2 separate regions of the Mus musculus genome follow, and region 1 is linked to region 2. The links are chromatin loops, found by intact Hi-C in ENCODE. Cell type or tissue: gastrocnemius. All regions are shown on one strand.

Region 1 (2,500 bases), 250 kb after region 2:
TTATTTTTTAAGATTACTTTTGCAGGTAGAGGTGTGTGTGTGTGTGTGTGTGTGTGTGTGTGTGTGTGTGTGTGTGTACAGGGAGTCTCTGAATGTGAATGTGGGTTCTTATGAAGTCCAGTAGAGGGTGCCAGTGGGCCATGAACTACAGGTAGACTGTGCACCATCTGACGCCTGGGGACCAAACTTTTGGCCACTATTATGAGAGCAGTCTGCACTATTAACAATGGAGCTATGGCTCCGGCCCCCTAAGGAACTGATTTTTACCAAATATTCTAGCTGATGGGTTCCTTAATGCTAAAGTACTCAATAGTGACTGATTAGCAGCTAGTTTATTATTTGTTATTTACTGTTACGAAAAACTTTAATCTTCACACACATTAGGTGAGAGCCTAGAAAAACTGATAAATTAGACTACCCTCATAGTTATGATACTTTGATAAGATAAACACATTTTCTTTTAAAGAGAGAGAGAGATGAAAGTTAAAAAATATAGCTATAATTATAGTTTTAAAGAATTTCCCACAATTTTCATAGGTCATGCTTTCGATTTTGTTCAAAACAATAGCTCCCCACAAATAGCAGCCGAGTCAGCACCTCTGGAAGGGATATGATGCTCTCCAAGACATCTGGCATAAAATAAGAGCAAACTATATGGTACTCCAGAAGAGTTCTCTCATAAACACTTAAAATATCTAAACTAACAAAGATAATGAAAATCCATTTAAAGTAACCAAATGTGGAAAGAGAAGGTCTCCTAACTCTGAGGTTTCCAGGAGTCAGAGGCAATGAGTCATGCCACACTCAACACTGTTTTTATAAAACAAAGCCTGGACATTCTGATTAAGACTGTTTCAAATCGTTAGCCATGTTCTTTATTTCTAATTTTCTAGTACAACTTTTATTCCCATACATAGTTTTATCTTGGCACGCAGCTGCACGGCCGTAACCTAAGCAATGTCAGAGCAGTGACATGAGAAAACCTGCAGGAAGCCCTCAAGGTCCTCGGCAATGGGTCCTTCAGGATCAGCTTCTGTGCAGTTTCCAAACAAACGCCCTGTGACATAAAGTCTCCTGCAAGCTAAAACTCCGTATGTTCTTTACAAAATAAGAACAAGAGAAGAGAACATTATTAACTTCGCTATTAATACTTCAATTGTTTAATATGTTTTTATGTTTGCTAATTTTTGTCTTTTAAATTATTTGTGTTGGTATTTTCTTTTACAGAAGGAGTAAACTAATCGCTTATTTTACGAATGACATTACAGCTGTCAGAGGCTTCTTGTAAAATCTCAAATGCGAGCAGTGACCTCACTCCACAGCAGCTTTCAAACTGACAGGTGAAAGACAAGGAAACCATGAAGACAGAACAAATAGAAAAGGAAGAAGAGAAGAAATAGGACAAGAGAGCACTTTGGGTTCTTGTTTCAAAATTTAGAAGACATTGTTTTAACTTCATTTTCCAACATGGCTGCCACTTATTAAGATAGAAGTTGAAATCACTCAAAAGGAACTAAGCTAATTAGAAAAAAATTACAAAGCTTTCCTATATCTCAGTAAATGCCACTATACAGACAAAAGTGTTTTCTAGTGATGTGGATTATTCTCCTTGTCCCCTGCAGTTAAAAAATTAAAGTAACTATAAGAGATGTAAGAACAGAAAACATTGATTAAACAAGTTCTCATTTACTTCCAAAGAAACAGACAGACAGACATAGACACACAAACAAACTTATGTGTTTGGGCCTACTGTGTTCAGGACCATAAACATATTTCATATGTATAAATACATGACTCTAGTAAATAATTCAAAATGGCAACAGCAGCTAGGTCAGAAGAAACACATATTGCTAATACTACAGCCCCAGTGCGTCATACTGAAAAACACCCTTGGACCTTATGCTGATTATACAGTAACACGAGTGCTGCAAAGTCCAAGACATTCGGGATATCACCCAACCATGTGCCGCTTCTGTTTCAGAAAACAACTGACATCTCTTCTAACCCATGAAGTTTTAATTCATGAAAGAGTTTGTAAAAATAGCCCAGCTTTACGGGCCCAAGAAGCCTACAGACCTGCCTGGAGTGTTCTTTGCACTAGATGCTGCGTTCCCACATGTAAGGAACATACCAACAGCAGTTTGGCCTCCCAGCAAAATAAAAGCTACACAACTTTCTAACATTTATCAGCATATTTCAAGACATACCGTTTTCACATTTACCAGTTTGAAATAAGTTTACAGGATTCTAATCTCATGAAAAACAGAGGAGACGAAAGGCAGAGAGGGTGCCCCTGCCCGGCTCTTGCTGTGTAAGTTTTCCCTAGCCACACAAAGCATCGTTAGCTCTCCTCACAGACAACACACAGGCGATCGGAAGCAGTGCTTTACAGGAAGAGAAACAGCACTTAATAAACAGTCGTGCTTTAAATGTTACAGACTTACCCGTCTTCGACAAAAAGGCAGACCCTGGGCAATAATGCTAATGCTAAATATCTTCA
Region 2 (2,500 bases):
TTCCTTCCTGTTCTCCCTCTCTTGTCTTCCTCTGCAGCTTTACAGAAGCAAGGTTCAGTGATGCTGGCTATGATTTCTAGTCTCCCTGAGGCACAAATGTCTGCTGCTCTTCAGATATTACAGTAACTGATGTCTTTCTCCTAGCCCAAAGAACACAGTCTCCCCTTATCTGAGGGGTATGCATTCTACAACGCCCACTGGATCCTAAAACTGTTATCAACACCACACCAAACCAAATATGCTGTCTTCCCCGTATATACTATCCCTGTGATGGTGCCTAACTCATAAATGAGTCCCGCAAGAGCTAGACAACAATAGCTCAGAATAAAAGAATAACTGTAACAGAGTTTGGCACCATGTGATTGACAAGCACACTAAACAGCTGTTTTGATAACTGAAAGAGTGACCAAGTGACTAGCATGCAATGTGGACCCCATGAGTGGCTCACATCCGGGATGGGAATTATAAAATCTCATCATGGACTGAGTAGGCATGGTAGCACATACACAGAATCCCAGTGCTCAGCAGCTGAGACAGGAGGATCATGAGTTTGAGGCCATCCTAGAATACAGAGGAAGGAAGATCCTGTCTCAAAAACAAAATATTTCATCACGTTCCTCCAAACAGTATGCAATTTAAAGCTTATGAATTGTTTATTTCTGGAATTTTCCGTTTAGTACTTCTGATCTGTTGGTCACTGGTACCTTAACTATGGACAGAAACCTCCGAAAGGCAGGGACTACTCTAGGTGAACCCTGAGTTCAGCACTGAGCAGGGTTGCTCCCCCATATTCAAAGCACCACTACTGCAGATGCCCAAAGTAATGTCTACCAGTGGAAAGCAGGCAAAGACAAGGAAAAAGGGGGGGTCCCTGAACTCCGCCTCCACCTGCCTGCCTGCCTGCCCTCTGACGCAGCCCTCTCCCTGCAGGCTGCATGTGGACACCCCTCCTTGATCTGGTTTGTGATTCCCTTCGGCTGAAGCCTTGCTCTGCCTGCAGCTTTCTCTCTTTGCTGAGGAGCTCCGTCTCCTCCCCATCATCTGAACTCTTGCTGGCTCTCTCCCCATTGCCACTGTCAGCTGATCTATTCCACAGATCTTCAAGCACTGGAGGAAGGAGAAAGGGCAGAAGAGAGGGCAGCTAGATGTGGCGCAGCGCAGGCGGAGAGAGGCACCCCTGCGTTAAACGCTGGCACCGGGGCTGGAATAGCTCCAAGGAGAACCGAGCCACACAGAAAAGATGAATTTCACACCTTTTTTCTGCCCGTGCCTCTGGAAGCTTTGTAATGCCCAAATGTCTGGTAAACAGAACCTCTTGATGTGACTTTACAGGGTTAGCCTGGAAACTGAAACCTGCAAAACTAGCTGTAAAGTGACCGAGAAACATTGCTCTTGAGGTAATTAGTCTATGTTGAAAGTTTCCGTTGAAAAAGGATCAATCTCTTTTTCTTCTCCTATTTCTTTTTATTTACATAGAGTCAAAGCGTGCAGTAAGTTGCCCCATAAGATGAGGTTTGGCATATAGACACTCTTGTGAAACTGTCACTGCACTCAGCTTCGGAGCGTGTGACACACACACAGGAAGACGGTTGGACTCTCCGATTGCTTTCTTGACTGCTCAGATTTATTCCATTACGTTGTCATCTTGGAAAGAACGCTTCTGGGGGTGGGGCAGGGAAAGGTAATTCTATCAGTATTTCCTGGGTCGTGTCTTCAATCCCCAACGTTCTTGGACTTCACGGATTTTTCATTTGAACCTCCTCTACTGATCACTGGGTACCCATTAGTGTTTTACTAAAACATCAGAATTCATTTTACATAGGATACAACGTAATGAAATAAATCTGAGCAGTCAAGAAAGCGATCGGAGAGTCCAACCGTCTTCCTCACTATGCATTTCTCTTGATTTTCTTCATTTAATCATAAACATCTTATTCAAGCCCTACCCAGCTGGACGGAGCTCTCTCCTCACCGGGGATGTTCCCCTCCAGATCCATTGGCTTGCTTTATTCCTCTTCCCAGCAGACAGAAACTGTCAGGTCAAGTTCCAGGAGAAGCCTGGTTATTTATGACAGGGCTGCTCTGGTGATAAGTGAACTGCCAGGTTGAACCGGAGCAGCAGGGAAGGCAGGCTGGGAAAAGACAAGGGCAGGTGAGCTTGGAAAGTTCGAGAACAGAGGGCACAAGGAAGGGATAGAAGAACAAGTTAGTTAAAGGCAACTTGGCTGGACAAGGGGAGCCACCTTACTCAAGTCAGAATACCATGACAGAAGGTGGCCTGCTGAGGGACAATCACCCAAGGTAGACACCTAGGAAGCTCTTCAGATCTGTCGTTTGACTTAATTAGAAACCAAGTCCTGTTCCTTGCCTCTCTTGGCCTCTCTACTATTCTGTCCACTCTTCTATCCCAGCTGCTCTGGATTAACTCCCGTCACCTGTCCATCAACTGTGGTTTTTGTTGTTTTGTATTGTTTTGTTTTTGTTTTTTGAGACAGGGTTT

Evidence for each region. Hi-C counts contacts between places; a loop is a spot of excess contacts. Peaks named below come from ENCODE experiments on the same cell type or tissue, not always from the same donor. Only the 100,000 strongest peaks of a DNase experiment are listed, where the experiment ranks them.
Region 1: it touches region 2 in a loop (9-fold over the local background); 2 of 42 quality-filtered maps call a loop at or near these places.

Annotation. Positions count from the first base shown.
Region 1 is chr3:84,925,744-84,928,243 of GRCm38, reverse strand. All of the region lies in intron 4 of Fbxw7 (F-box and WD-40 domain protein 7), which reads right to left. Among named protein-coding and RNA genes, the nearest start is that of Gm40080, 49 kb to the right of the region's middle. In gastrocnemius, no CTCF peak of the experiment used is centred here; no DNase peak of the experiment used is centred here; H3K4me3 peaks cover 2,321 bases; H3K27ac peaks cover 2,342 bases.
Region 2 is chr3:85,171,342-85,173,841 of GRCm38, reverse strand. No RefSeq gene overlaps it. Among named protein-coding and RNA genes, the nearest start is that of Gm31096, 51 kb to the right of the region's middle. In gastrocnemius, no CTCF peak of the experiment used is centred here; DNase peaks (open chromatin) are centred at 996 and 1,136; H3K4me3 peaks cover 1,319 bases; H3K27ac peaks cover 1,579 bases.